3 separate regions of the Mus musculus genome follow, and regions 1 and 2 are each linked to region 3. The links are chromatin loops, found by intact Hi-C in ENCODE. Cell type or tissue: left cerebral cortex. All regions are shown on one strand. Region 1 holds the start of Ankrd13a (ankyrin repeat domain 13a). Region 2 holds the start of Coro1c (coronin, actin binding protein 1C). Region 3 holds the start of Fam222a (family with sequence similarity 222, member A).

The links. Peaks named below come from ENCODE experiments on the same cell type or tissue, not always from the same donor. Only the 100,000 strongest peaks of a DNase experiment are listed, where the experiment ranks them.
Region 1: a loop joins it to region 3, with 4 times the contacts of the local background. A loop is called at or near these places in 1 of 42 quality-filtered maps.
Region 2: it touches region 3 in a loop (5-fold over the local background); 1 of 42 quality-filtered maps calls a loop at or near these places.

What each region holds. Positions count from the first base shown.
Region 1 is chr5:114,773,626-114,778,625 of GRCm38, forward strand. Ankrd13a (ankyrin repeat domain 13a) reads left to right here and starts at 1,515. Exons shown (of 15, transcript NM_026718.2): 1 at 1,515-1,699. The coding sequence starts at 1,604. It overlaps 4930515G01Rik (RIKEN cDNA 4930515G01 gene), which reads right to left and starts at 1,358. Exons shown (of 1, transcript NR_027872.1): 1 at 108-1,358. It also overlaps a transcript of Git2 not described here. In left cerebral cortex, a CTCF peak has its summit at 2,216; DNase peaks (open chromatin) are centred at 539, 1,001, 1,297, 1,746 and 2 more places; H3K4me3 peaks cover 3,035 bases; H3K27ac peaks cover 2,080 bases.
Region 2 is chr5:113,906,139-113,911,138 of GRCm38, forward strand. It overlaps Coro1c (coronin, actin binding protein 1C), which reads right to left and starts at 2,568. Exons shown (of 11, transcript NM_011779.3): 1 at 2,473-2,568. In left cerebral cortex, CTCF peaks have their summits at 1,804 and 2,743; DNase peaks (open chromatin) are centred at 1,400, 1,780, 2,687, 3,066 and 1 more place; H3K4me3 peaks cover 2,221 bases; H3K27ac peaks cover 1,450 bases.
Region 3 is chr5:114,565,446-114,570,445 of GRCm38, forward strand. Fam222a (family with sequence similarity 222, member A) reads left to right here and starts at 2,806. Exons shown (of 3, transcript NM_001004180.1): 1 at 2,806-2,979. In left cerebral cortex, CTCF peaks have their summits at 1,793 and 2,679; DNase peaks (open chromatin) are centred at 124, 1,846, 2,252, 3,276 and 2 more places; H3K4me3 peaks cover 3,061 bases; H3K27ac peaks cover 1,142 bases.

The sequences.
Region 1 (5,000 bases), 210 kb after region 3:
GTCTCTAGATGCTCTCGCAATTGTGTGTGTGTGTGTGTGTGTGTCTCCCTTTTGGGAAGTGATTGCTTGTTCCAGGATTGATTAGAACCAGAGAAAGAAGCAAAACCTTGTGATAGAAATTTTATACATATAATCTCCCGGGAGACAACAGTTAAGTTCATTTAGTCATGTCCATAAGAGGCCTTAGAAGCACGGGTCCTGTTTAATGTGATTGATAGTTGCCACGCAGTCCTCCATTAGAGCTTTTAGGTACTACTTTATGTATTAGCCTCATTCACTCTCCAATGACCCTGCACCCGAGGAGAATGCACTAGGTCAGTCAGGATTCGTGGACAACCATCGTTCTCATCTGAAAAGCTAAGGTTGTGTAGCTAGAGCCAATAAGGAAGAGGGGGTGCTTGCAGGTTGCACTGGACGACTTCGTGGCAGTTGTAAACATCTGGGCAGACACAGCACTTGCTTCGTTCTTCCTTGTGTCGAGAAGACAGAGCGCCTGAAGTCGTAACCCAAAGAATGAATTTTACTTGTGCATATTGTGAGCCAACCTGGATTCTCCATTAGTCCTTTGGGCCACAATCCTGAATCTGAATGGCTAGCTTAAGGAGACTGATGCGGAATAAACCTTCACGGCAAACGCTTTGAATTATAGCCGAGTTGGGAATTCAGACAAAACGGTCATTTTCAACTGGGCGGTTTTTCTCCTCCTGGGGGAACAACCGCTCCCGTCTGGAGACAGTTTTGGGGATAGTGAATACTGATGGCATTAAAGAGGCGGGCGTCCACCCTAACTTACAAAGCATCGGATGACCTCCGCGCACAGAACCACCCAGTTCAAAGATTCCAAAGCTTAAAAGCCCACAGACACAACTACCCCGTTATCAGGAGAGTATCTGGTGCCAGCTCTCCAGGTTCCAGCTCGCCGGTGAAAACGAGTTCCCGTTGCCCACTTCCAAAATGGTTTCTGACCAATCGTGGAAGGCAGCCTGGGGAGGCTCCAGCCGGATGGTTTGGTCCGGCCTGCGCGCTCACCCCGGGCTGCAGAGCCGATGGAAGAGGCCCGATTGTGGAGCGCACCACTGGAAGAGGCTGGGCAGGGGACGAGAGTCGCGGGGCGCGCATCGTGGACTTTGTGCGTGGAGATCTCGGGCTTCTCGGAGGCCCTGCGGTCCCACAGATCGTTGTTTGTTGTGTGTCCCGGGGTGGGGGCGCGGCGGAGCGACATGGAGCGCGGCTTGGGCCGGTCGCGCGGTCGCGTCCCCCGGCCGCGGCGCGCGATGGAATTCCCCGTGCACTTCCCTGTTCGGGGCGGTTCGGCCGGCAGCAGTCGGTTCGCGAGCTGTCAGCGCGGGCGCGAGCGCGCGGGGCGCGGGGTGGGCGCGGCCGAGCGGGTCCCCGAGCCGGTCCCCAGCCCGGCCCGCGACCCCAGGCCTGCCGCGCCGCCCGCTCCGGACTCGGAGGCCCTTGTCGCCCGCTGCGCCCCGCACTCGCCCGCTCGCCTTCCTTCTCCCCTCGCTCTCCGGCCGGTCGGGCGGGCCCCCGAGACCCCGTCGGGTCCAGGCTGGTGGCAGGCGGGCGGTCAGGCCCGGGTGGCGGCCTCCTCGCCATGTCCTCGGCCCGCGACACCAGCAGCCGCTTCCCGCTGCACCTCCTGGTCTGGAACAACGACTACGAGCAGCTGGAGAAGGAGCTGCGGGACCAGGTGAGGTGCGCGGCGCGGAGTCGGGATCCGTTCTCCTCCTGAGCCCCGGGATCCATAGAGCGCTTACCGTAGACCGGGCTCGGTGCCGGGGGCTTTTGGTCCATTCTCCTCTTTCTGATATCGTTAGGAATGAGCGCTTATTGTTCCATTTGACAGAGAAGGAAACTGAGACCCCAGAGCCTACTTGCCTTGCGCAAGGCGCAAGGCCATCGGGCTAATGAAAACCACGTCCAGATCGTTTATCTCAGGCTCGCTGGCCCCAGAATTCACCTTTAAGCTTTATGGCCTTGAAGACGGAAGAAACACACCTTACTCCACCCGCCCTGGTGCTGGGGAAGAGCTTGGTTGGCTTCGGTGGCCTGGTTCTAACTCTCTTGTGACCTTGGGCAAAGCAGTTACGTTGGGGGGACCCCACTTTTCCTTACCCATTGGATGAGGATGGAGGCAGTGACGACGGAAAACCCAGTACTTGTCTAAATTGATGGGGCTGCGGCTGGGCCTAGGAATCGGGGTTTTAACGAGCTCCCCAGGGTGGTTGGTTTGAGAATCTCTGCTGCTCAGACTCCTTAGGACCTTCCTGTTCTGAAGTGCTTTTTTTTTTTTTTTTTTTTTTTTTTTCTTTTCTTCCCACCTCTGTAAATCAGTGGTTCTCAGATGAAGATGATAGTGAATATTTGGGAATGCAAGGAGACAAGACGTTTTGGGTTGGGTTGACTTTAGAGGTGGGTGCTGTTGGCATGGCATTGGGGAGAGGCCAGCGACCTCGCTGTGCCTTACAGTGTTCAAGGCAGCCACTCACCCACCACTGAGTGTTATCAGACTCCAATGTTAGTTAGAGCCGTGGTGAAGAATCTTTGCATTAATATGAATTCTTATTTCATTTGTTTGGGTTTCTTGGTTTTTGTTCTTTTTGCTTGAGACAGGGTCTCACTGTATAGCCCTGCTTAGCCTAGAATTCACTGTGTAGCTCAGGCTGGCTTCTAACTTGGGGGAGGGGTAGCCTGCTGAAAGGCAGAGCCGCCCACCAGGAATGAGACACCTGCCATTAATGGCACTGCAGTCATTTCATTAGGCACGGGTGCCCTGAGTTGCTCTCTAGCCTGTAGCAAATGAGATAAGGATTTATAATTACTCCCGAAATCCGCCATAATTGTTACGGTTTGGCTTCATTCATTCGTCTTAGCCAGTGTGTCAGAGCCTTGCTTTTGAATGACTTAACCACTGACTCAGTAATTGTTGCGAACCCTTGGTTCTTTTGATTGGTAAACATTGGGCCAGCCCCACATCGAAGCGCTGTTGGAACGGTTCTAAGTGTTGGTTTGCAGCTTGCCATATATATATATATATTTAGTTGTATGGGCAGCATGGGAAGTCAGAAGTGGCATTTAAAAAAAGGATTCCATGGCGGGTGTGGCGGTGTACACGGGTAACCCAAGACACTCAGGAAGTTGAAGCAGGAAGATTTGGAGGCTAGCCTGGGCAACTTGGTGATGATCTGTCAGAAAATAAATAAGAAAGGATGAGACTGTGTGTATCGCAGTGGCCCCAACACTTGTCCATTGTGTGAGAGGCCCTGGGTTTCATCCTCAGGTGTGTGTGGGGCAGGGGAGGGTAGTCCAGACAGAAGACGGTTTTGTAAGAGTCATTGTTCTTAATTAGATGGCACAGTAACGACTTAGGATTTAAAGAGATATGACACATGCCCCCAGAGAGGATGATTCAGGCATCCCAGTATACCTGCTGATATAACTCTTTGCATCACACACACAGCTCAGAGGCCTTCTCTAGAATCTAAGCGAGAAGCTCTTCTGCCTATCCTCAAGGCCCACTCTGGACATTTCAAAGAAGCAGTAACCAGTTTTGACTGGACACGGTGGCCCACAGCTGTCGTGGAGGCTGAGGCAGGAGAATGACAGGTTCAAGGCCAGTCTGGGCAAGTTTGACTCTGTCTCAAAATAGAAATGAAAAAAAAGGGCTGGCGAGATGGCTCAGTGGGTAAGAGCACCCGACTGCTCTTCCGAAGGTCCAGAGTTCAAATCCCAGCAACCACATGGTGGCTCACAACCATCCGTAACGAGATCTGACTCCCTCTTCTGGGGTGTCTAAAGACAGCTACAGTGTACTTACATATAATCAATAAATAAATCTTTTAAAAAAATGAAAAAAAAATGCAGAAAAAGGAGTTGAAGCAGGTGTATCGCCCGGGGCTAGGACGTGGAAGGGTCCCGGTTCCGGTTCCATCCAGCCTTGGCACGGGTTCTGCTGTACACAGTGGTTCGAATCCCGAGCACCGAGCACCGTTGAAAGTACAGAGTCACGAGGTTAAATCGCATTTGATAGGAAGGTTTGTTGTCATCACACCACGGGCTTCAGGCCTGAGTTCTGTAAGCAGCTTTCTCCTCACTGAGGAGGAAGAGCTGTCTGCAGAAGTAAGAGGCGCACCTTGGTCAAGATCTCAGCTGTGACCCAGTCACCATTTCCTGAAAATGGCGATAAAGGTACCCGGGGACATTCTCCTGTCTTTGACCATGACAAATCTTGAGGACGTTTGGAATTAAAATTTGGGAATTAAAATCTTCTAATTTTGAGACAGGGTGTTACTGTGTACATCTAGGTGGCCTGCAAGTCATCTGTGTGGCCCAGGCTGGCCTCAAACCTCCTCAGTGGCCTCCCTTCTTAACCTCCCCAGTCCTGGGGTGGCAAGGCTTGGCAGGGCTTGGGAATTAAAGTCTTGCAGTAGATTCTATGGGAGAAAACTTAAGGTCATTGCTGCCCTTGACTTCAAGGTTGAGCGAATGCTCATACTTGCCGATCCTCTGGTCCTCTGGTTTTGACACTGCCCTAATTTAACACAATGGGTCCCTTGACAGTGTAGCACTTGTGTCTAGGGAGTAGACCTTGACATGGACATCTTGCCGGTCATAACCATACAGTTGAACTTCAGCAGGGACGGAGTAGCAGTGGAGGGCTGCCTCCTCTCTGTTGTCACGGTTATGAAATTTTTCACTATTTTGAATAAGGGGCATCTTGGACTTTCATTATATTGTAACTTATATGACTGGTTTGGGGTCAAGATAATCCATATTGCTAGAATATCCTTAAGCCACACAGCAGGAAGTGTGTGTTCATTCAGATTCTCCATTGGTTAAGAAATAGCCACCTTCCTCTTCGACCGGGAGGCAGTTGAGTTTAGTGGTCAGTACCAGTGCTGAGTTGTGGGGGGGGGGCGTGTGGCTTGCCCTTGTTGAATGATCACCTGTGAATTTGGGTGGCCTGGAACTTTACTATGTAGTCTAGGCTA
Region 2 (5,000 bases), 660 kb before region 3:
CACACCCCCACTTATTTAGCTAAGAAACTAATAACATCATTTCAAACATTCTATCACATAAGCACTAGAGCGACTCCCCACACAGCTGGAGTGGATCCCAGAAATAATGTTTAAAAATGGTATTTAGCAATCCGGAATCTAATCCTAATTTATACACAGACACAAATACTGATTAGCGTGATCTGGTCGGAATAACAAATAACCATGAAAACTCTAATGCTTCTGCAGTGACATTTCTCCAGGATATTTATGTTAAATAAATTCATGACACTTAAGAGACTGGAAAGATGTGACTAAGATTAAGTTAGAAGCACTTGCTGCACTTCAAGAAAACCCACGGTCAGTACTCCACCTGGGCAGGTGGCTCACAACCCTCTGCTACTCCAGCTCCAGGGAATCTCATGTCGCTGGCCAGCAAGGGTGCACATATATGCACATAACCACCAACAACACCAACACACACACACACACACACACACACACACACCTTAAAATAATAATTTTTAAAAACCTTGTAAATTCATCAGGCTTTAATGTACTGTCCACAAGTAAAATACACATGCGCTCGCGCACATGCGCACGCACGCACACAAACACACACACACAGAGAAAACATGTTCTGATTTCTTAAAAAAGTATGTGTCTGTGTGTGTGACTGTCAACTACCAAAAGACAGAGCACTTGTAGAGCTATGATATAAAGCAATTCTGCTCTACCACATTTTTTTTCCTGTTTATATATGTTTCAGTTCTAGTTACTATTGCTGTGATGAGACACCAGGACCAAAACAGCTTGGGGAGGAAAGGGTTAATTCAGCTCACACTTCCACATCACAGTTCATCATCAAAGGAAGTCAGGACAGGAACTCTAGCGGGCGGGAACTTGGAGGCAGGAGGCTGATGCAGAGGCTGATGGAGGGGTGCTGCTTACTGTCTTGCTCCCCATGGCTTGGTCAGCCTGTTTTCTTATAGAACGCAGGACTGCAAGCCCAGGGGTGGCCCCGCCCACAATGGGCTCAGCCCTCCCACCATGAATCACCAATTAAGAAAAGGCCCCACAGGCTTTTCTATAACCTCAGTCTCACTTTTTCTCAACTGAGGCTTCCTCCTCTCTGATGACTCTGGCTTGTGTCAAGCTAGACAGAAAACCAGCCAGTACAATATGTAACCGCCGCCTAGATTCGATGTTTAATGTCAGGCTGGCTATCCAAACATCACTGCGTGTGACACACACTCCCCAAGTCTCCCTAGGTCAGTGTTCTCTAACATGTCCAGAACCAAGCACTGTGTTCAGCTGCTCTGAAGCTGCGGACAGACAGGAATATGAACTACCATTTGCCTTCACACCCGAGAAGGAGGCAGGAAGCAACTACTTGTACTTCATCATGTTCTTCCCTCTACTAGCAGGCCCTGGTGTCAGGGTGCTGCCAGACAAGGACAATAAGACGCTTTATTATATAGGGTGACTAAGAGCCTCGCAAGTACTGTTTTAGAATATAATCCCGGTAGGGAAGGCCACGGGATGGGAGTACAATTATTTCGTGCCAACCATTTCCAAAACTAAACATATTGTGGCCCTGCGAATAAGCACGCTCTGCGGTCAATTCTCTTTCAAATGCTTACAGGAAGCAATTCCGGGAGAGACGAACAACTTGCAATTTGCTTCTCACTCTGAATCCCACGACCGAAATGTGTAGAGCAAGCCGTTCTGACACCACAAAACAAGGGCAGCCTACATGAAGGCCAAATATAGGATGTGATTCTAAACCACGACGGAGAGAAAGCCTGCATTTCCTTTTCCAGCCTGCAAAAAAAAACCCTTTGAACACTCCCAAAAAAGGACGTCGGGGCCGGCACCTCCCTCCGGGAGGAAGCCCCTTTCTTCTCCGAAAGCCCTGCAGCCGGCTACTTCCCCCCAGCTCATTCACATCACTGGAGATAGATAGGGCTGCTGTGCGTACGCCCGCCGGGGGACCGGCGGCAGAGCTGGGCTGGGCGTCCCCACCCTCCACCTCTGATGTCATCCTAGCCATCTCGGCGCGGCTGAGCCCCACCTGCCCCGCGGGTCACTAGGTTCCGCACCCGGGACAGGGTTCCTCCTCCAGGCCACGCCACTGCAGCCCGCCCCCGCCCCAGGTCTTCAGGGTCCAGGAGGCCATGCACTGCGAGCCAGGCGGAGCCCCGCCCGGGCGCGCCCCGCACACCGGGGGTCCCCCGCGGACCCAGCCCCACGTGAGCGCTCGGCCGCAGGCTCTTCGCAGCGCTCAGACACCGCCTCACGGCTGCCGGGCCCACGGCTGCCCGCAGACGGCCATTCCCCAGCCGCAGCGCCCGGGGCATGCGCGTGCGCCCCGCACCACTCGGCGCCGCCGGCTCCTGTCAGCCGAGAGCTTCACACGCGGGGTCCCGGAGGCCGGCCCGCCCGCCCCGGGCTCGCTCCGGAGCTGCCCCGTCCTGAGCGCGCGCTGCTTACCAGAGCCCGGGTGCCTGAGGCGCCGCCGAAGTCCCTGCTGCAAAGCCCCGCGAAGCCTCCAACCGCTGCCGCCTCCCGCCTGGCACTGAGCGCCGCGCGGGGGAGGGGCGCGGCCGCCGCTGCCCAGGCCTTCGCGCGCGCGGGCCCCGCCCCCGCGCCGGGGCCGCGCCCAACCAGCGCCGCCGAACCACGCTTCACCACGCCCACTTCCGGAAGGTCCCGGTTAGATGCCCGGCTCTCCTTAGAGCGCCCCCTGTGGTGGCGCGGGGAGGTGCAAGGAGACTCGGAGCCCACGCCCGCTTTCCGGGGCACTTGAATGGCCGGGTGGCCACGCCCACGGGCTCCTTCCAGCCCCACCCAGGTCTTTAGAACCAGAGCGGGCGTTCTTAAGCTCCACCCACGGCCCTGCAGAGCCTCTCTATGAGGATGGTCGTTTGAGCGCATCTAACTGCCCACCGAGTCCGTGAGCAGGGCTTGGTTTCCCCCCGCCCCCAAAACCTAGCTTCCCCCAGTTGAGCGCCGCAAATCCCCGCTCGGATTTCCTGAAGACCCGGGGAACCTATGATCATCCTATTTGCTGTACCTCAAGCCCCGCCCACAGCCCTGAGCGTACTTAAACCGTAAGCCCCGCCCCAAGTTCTTAGCCCCACCTCCATCAGGGCTGGTTCAACCCTCTCACCCACGCTCTCTCCCACTACTCTCCAGGGCAGGGTGGCAACCCTTGGGCTGGACCACACCTATGAGAGAGAGCTAAGGAGAAGCAATGAAGACTCCCTGGCTAAAGTCCCTCCATATGAGCACGTGGATATGTGTCCTAGCCCTGTTACTCTCAAATGAAGTGACCCAGGGACCATTTCACTCACCTCTTTGGATTTCAGTTTCCTAATCTTGAGTGTAAGGTTATCCCACTATTAGCCAAAGCCCCTTCAGAAATATCAAGCTTTGAAATACCAAGATCTAAGGAAACTGCGTCCAGAGATCTGGGCCAGCTGAGGGGTTGGGCCATTTATTTCCCAAAGCAAGGCATCTTTACAATTCGCAGAGGGATGAATTTTCACTTTGTTTTAGCCTCAGAGATGTCCAGGAATCTGTGGTCGGCATTCAGTGGTAGAACCCCTGAATTCTTGTTGCAGGAATTAAGATAAACTGCCACCTCAAAACAGAAGGCACACGCCTTTAGTCCCAACACTGAGGAGGCTGAGGCAGGTGGATCTCCGTCAGTAGTTCCAGGCCAGCCTGGTCTACATACTGAGTTCCAGGACATCCAGGGATATGTAAAGAAACTCTGTCTCTAAATAAGTAAATAAAATAAAATTAGGCAAAGTGTGTGTGTGTGTGTGTGTGTGTGTGTGTGTGTGTGTAAATTATGTGTTGTGTAAATCTAGGTCTACCAGAATGAAGCAGCTTGCTCAGCAAGTTTTTACTCTCTGCAAAGCTCAATTTTTAAAGATTGGTGTGTTTATTTTACGTGTATGCCTCTGTGTATGTAATTACACCACCTGCATGCAGTGCCCTCATAGGTCAGACCAGACTGAGCTAGCCTGAATCTGGAGTGTCCGCAGGCTGTCAGAGGACTACTGTGGTTCCGGGAACCAGGAGTCCTCTGAAAAAGCAGGAAGTGCTCTTGATTGCAGAACACCTCTCCAGCGGGAGCTAGGTTTCTTTATCTGTGACTACAATAGCAGCCCCTCCCAGGCAGAGCTCAGTTTCTGGCTTCTCTCTCTCTCTCTCTCTCTCTCACACACACACACACACACACACACACACACACACACACACACACACGGCACCTATTGCTGTCAAGGCAGCGACTCAACTGTATGGAGAGTGGGTTGTGTTTTGCCTCTAAGCAGCTTATGCTAACTGGAGGGACTCAGTACTTCGTACCCGGCAAGATTTGCCACTCCACTTAAATGAGGTAGAGGCGGTAATGCTCCTGTTGCAGTCACCAGGCATATGGTGATGTAGAAAAACCAGTTGCTTTTGTTATGATCATTATACTTAATTAAACAAGGGGACAGACAGTGGGGGCTGAGTGTGTCGGGGAGTCCAGAGAGCACAGACTGCTTGAGAGAGAACTGAGAAATACAGAGAACACGAGCCACGCCTTTGGAAACAGAAGCCATCCAGCTGATGCTGCAGAATTGTCAGAAATTCTTTCAGCAACCCAGTGGCCATAGAAAGACTTCCCAAAATCCAGCAATAAAGATGAAGACATGGAGACTTGGAGGCATTGACTTGCCAAAAATTACCCTGCATGGACCAGGTAGAATCCTCATCTGTCTGACAGCACAGCCTGCTCTCTTAGCTGGTTAGTGATTACCCGGACGGCCTCAGGGGCAGGGGACGGAAGAGAAAAACCATGGACTTTGGATTCTGACAGGCTCGTTTAATTAAGAATGAACTTAAGTCCTTGTGTTACAGATATTAGACAAATCAGTTTCTCTTGTCTTATAGAGGTGTGTGTGTGTGTGTAGTGTACATGCAACTATGTGTGAAGTGGGTGTATGCATGCTGAAATCAAATGA
Region 3 (5,000 bases):
GAAGCAGCTGGCAGCCGATCCGGTTTCCAGGTAAATCCCCGCCCCCACCCACACTCCGGGAGCAGGGAGGGGCCAAGGAGGAAGGATGGACAGGCAGCCACTGGGAACTACAGCCAAGTGCAGAGGCAGGCTGGGGCTGCTGGAACCTCATTCACAGTGCTGATCTGAGACCCGAAACAGGGCCAGCTTCTGCCCCAGATAAGGAGTGTGTGGCCTACTTGGGCCTGCCCTGGAGGTCCCTTGCCAGTGCCTCTTCCAGGTTCTAGTTAGCGGTTGTTCTGCTCTCTGCTCGGCTCCTGAAAGTAGGCTAAGGCCTGATTGCAATCCACACAAAACCCTGGATGCGCTCACCAGCCCTCTAGGATGGAGGACCACCACTAAACACTTGCTGAGTGCATCTGGTGCTCTCTCTTGCCCCCCCCCCCACAACGGCCAGATACAGAGGAGATTAAGATATGTCTTCTCATTTTACAGACACCAAGCCTTGAAGATAAACGGCCAAGGTCAACCGCAGGCAAGGTTCTGGGAGGACGCCAGGCATCACTAAGATAAAGCCTGAGATCACTAAGCATCCCTAAGATAAAGCCCCTAAAGGGGCTGGATGGGGGTGTCTTGGAGGCTGGATGGGGGTGTCTGATTGATGTTTTACGTTTCTGCAGGGATCCTGAAGTTCTGTCTGGAAAGCTGGGTGTTCAACTTCTTTTGTGGCATACATTTTTTTTAATTCAGTTTTTCAAGACAGGGTTTCTCTGTGTAGCCCTGGCTGTCCTGGAACTCACTCTGTAGACCAGGCTGGCCTCGAACTCAGAAATCCACCTGCCTCTACCTCCCAAGTGCTGGGATTCAAGGCATGTGACACTACTGCCCAGTCTTGTGACAGACATTTTAACAGTTTAGGAATCTGTGTCTCCCAGGGTTCAGTTTCCCTGTCTGCTACCTGTGGGCTGTCAGGCAAGTAAGAATGGAAACACCTACTTAGTTTTAGGTGATACTGTGCCTCAGTTTCCCTACCTGTTAAATGGACGACAAACCGGAGCCTTACCAGGTATGGTGGCTTGTGGTCATATTTTCTGCACTCTGGAGGCTGAGGCAGGAGGATGGCTTGAAGCTAGGAGTTTGAGACCAACAGGAGCAACATAGAAAATACTAAGTGCCTGACTCCCGCGGTCAATGTATACATCTGTGGGATGGAGCTGACCAAGGATTCAGCATGTGGTTTGTGTTCCACAGATCTCAGCGCTGATGCCCAAAACTCCACCACCATCCCCAGTCGCTCCGTGGAAAAGGCAATCGGGAAGCTTCACGTCTTAGTTTTGTCCGTAAACTGAGAACAAGTGTCAAATATCAGTGTTCTCCTCTGTAAAATGTAGGCCATAAAGCCAATCTCACAGTTTTGAAAAATTTAAGTGTAGTATGCACTTTGCTCTGTGTGTGTGTGTGTTTAGGTTGTCCCAAGGTTTGATGTTGGGTCTTGCAAACCGCACCCTTTACCATTTGGTGTCACCCCAACCTATTTTTACTATCTTTAACACACTCCTCATAGGGCCTGTTCCAAGAGTAAACGGAATAATGCATAGTACCTACCCTCAAACAGGTACTCAGTGAATAGGATTACCTGCTTTCAACCCTTTAGGTCTTCGACAAAGGGACTACAACAACCAGCATGCCTTGCCCTTCCAATCGGGACTCCTTCGCCTGTTTTAGGCTCGCAGCAAGCCGGGAGTTGTAGTCCTCTAGGAGCAGGACCCGCCTCATCCCCGCTTGGGGAAAAAGGTTGGAGAGCCGCCCTGCCGGCCTTTGAATTTTGCCGCGAAAAGCGCGCGTGGCGGCCCCCAGCCCCGCCTCGCGGAGGACGCGGCGCCGCGTCACCGTGGTAACCGCCTCTCGGCTGCAGCTGATTGGGCCGTAACGCGGGGGGCGGACCGGGGGTGAGACGCAGCGGCAGGAGCGGGCGCCCGCGCCTGTCAGTCGTGCCGGAGCGGAGCAGCGGGCAGCATTGCCGGGCCGGCAGCTCTGCGAAGAGGCTGCGCGCGCCGGCCAGGCCGGGCGAAGAGCCGGGCCCGAGGCTAGGCGAGGGTGCTGGGCAGCGCGAGGTTGCGGCTCCGGGAGCCCCGCGAACCGTCCCGGGCCACGGGCACGGGAGAGACCTGTGCGCCGACCGCTGCTGCGGCGCTCGAGCACCATACCGGGTGCACGGCTCTCCATCCCCGAGTCTGCCCTGCGCCTGCTGGATCTGCTGGTCCTCAGCGCCAAGGCCCGCGAGGCTACATCCCAGTCTCTGCCGCTCGCTGCGGCTGCCACTGCCGCTGCTCGCCGGCTTCCCCTCCCCCCACACCCGGAGCTCGGAGCAGGAGGAGGAGGGGCCGGCTCATTCTCGGCGCTGCTCTCTGCAACCTGCGGGGGCCGGTGCACGCCGGGCGAGGAGCCCGGGCCGCTGCAGGTGCGTGCAACCCTCCGAGGAGACGGACTCTCCACCTCTGAGCAAAGCCGGGAGCTGCAAGCCGAGGGCGGGAGGGCAAGCGAGAGGAAGCAACAAAGACAGGCTGCAGCTGGGGCTGGCGAGAGGGGCCGCGGCCGCCGGCCTCCCAGCGCGGACGGAGAGGGCGCCCTGGGAGAGGCGCGGGCAGAGCTGCAGCGGTGAGCCGGGCCCCGAAGGGAGGCGCAGCGCCTCCCGCCGGACGTATGGAGCACAGTCTCCTGCGAGGATGCGCCGCCTGAGCGCGCGAGCGGCCGGGGTCCCAGGCGGACGCGACGGGTACTGAGAGGGGGGAAAAAAAAACCTTTTTCCGACTTCGGACGGCGCTTCCGGACGCAGGGATCGCCCTCACCGACGGCTCCCCTTTCCATACGAAGAAAGACATCGGCCCCCTAAGGGGGCCTTTCTCCAGCAATCTTTATCACCCCTGCATGGCCGCAACCCGCAGATCGGAGCGTCGTGGCCTCTGAGATTTGGTGCCCTTCGTCCGACTGCCTGATACGGTGAGTTGCGGGGTGCAGAATTTTGGGTTTGAGCTGGGGACAGCTCCTCGCAACCTGGCAACCTGGACTGGCCCTAAAAGGGCCCTAGGTTGTTGGGTGCCCAGAGACAGCAATGCTACTTGTCCACCCTTGTCCTGCCCACACAACTTATTTGGACTGGCTGGAGTGGAGATTGTGGACCCTCGTGGGTATTCTACTGACATCGGTATTTGTCAGAGGAAAGGCACCCCACCCATGAAGCTAACAAAGGTGGTGGCCCTGTCCTCTGGAGATTCTTAGGGAATCTTGTACTTTTGTAAAGATTGATTGGGGGCAGCCAGGGTTGGCCAGCATGGAGGGGGTCTACAAAACCACCTTTGGGATCTTAAAGAGACAGAGCTCAGAGACAGGGAGTCCCAAAACTTCATGTCTGAGGATGGTGTCTTTCCAGGCAAGACATTTGTGTGTCTATTGTTACAAATAACTCACAAAGACAGCATGTTCCAATGGGCTGCATGTGACATCACTGCCCGACCTTTGATGTCACCAGAATTGTGACAACACAGCTGGCTTTGAGTGGAGCCAGAATGGCCAAGGCCGAATGCCTTGGTGTAGTAGAAGGTGAAGGCCAACTCCCTGTCCTCCCCGGCCGCAATCTTATGACCTAAATCCCCACTCGAGGTGGGGGAGGGAGGCAGGCAGTGCCAGCTGTCCCTGCCCCTGAGGACAGGTGTTCAGAACTCTGCCTATGTCTCCTGCAGTGTCTGGAGTCTCCCAGACTCCCAAACAGAGCAACCTCTTACTTTTAAGCAGGATGCTTAAAAGGAGGTCCCCATGAACCCTACCATGTACCCAGCCAGCAACTGGAGTTCCCAGGGTCCCCAGAAAAATGTGGGCTTCAGCCTTCAAACAGGCTTCTCTTGAAAAGGTGAATGTCCTGCCTGAGCCAGAGAGAGAGGGGAGCCAGGACCTTCCTGGTGTGTGTGTGTGTGTCTGTCTGTCTGTCTGTCTGTCTGTCTGTGTAAGTTCAGGGAACTCCCCTGCTCTTCAAGGTAAGGGGCCATGGTCCAGCTGGGACTCCTGCCTTAGCTGTTCCCCTTCTGTCATTTAAGATGACTTTGACAAGCAGTGTAATAGATGCTCATTAAGCAAATACCAGGCCAGGGGGGATAGGTGGAGATGCTGAGAGCCCTCCTCTCCCCACCGAACTCTGGCAGCAGCCCTGTACAGTATGGAGCCCAGAGAGCTCCCAAGCCACAGCCTGCTTACTCTCATTTGCCCATCCCAGCAATCACTGCCAGGGCCAGATAGGGGGTAAAATAGCCACAGTCAAGTTTCTAGGGGAAAGATTGAAGACGCTGGCATTGTTGCTCCCATGGGGGGGGGGGGCGGGGACGACAGGTGAGACAGGGTTTCTCTACAGACCATTTTTACAGCCTCCTCCCAGGCTCTTCCATTAACAGGTCAATAAATACCGGGGTGGGGGGGGGAGGCCACTTTGGAGGTTTGGTGGGGTGATCCTGTTTCCAGCTGAAGGGTTTCTTTACACGCAAGCTTCCAAGGACAGCCAGCGGCACAACAGCAGATTGGGGGTGGAGTGGAGAGGGGAGGCTGTGGGCACAGGGCTGTTTGCCCGGCCTCTCTCAACACTTCCCAGCTTAGAAACAAACTTGGAGTGTGCGCCAGAGATACACACACACACACACACACACACACACACACACACACACAAACACGCGGTTGGAGGCCCTCTGTGGAGTATTTACAGTCCCTCAGCCAAGGCAGAGGGAAAGGCTGTCAGAGTTGGGCAACTCCTTCTGTTCCTTTCCCTCTGCTCCCTGGGCTTGGCAGTGAGCGCCAGACGGGGGGGGGGGGGGGAGCGGTGTGTGTGGGGAGTTGCCAGCTTACCCGGCGTCTTCCAGAGCGCCAGGCATTTTGCGGCATCTCAGCTGCTTCTCAGGAGTGGATTGTGCTGTGACCCATTTTGTGGATGAGAAACCCAAGGCTCAAGTCAAAGAAGTGATGATGCGCAGCCAGGCAGC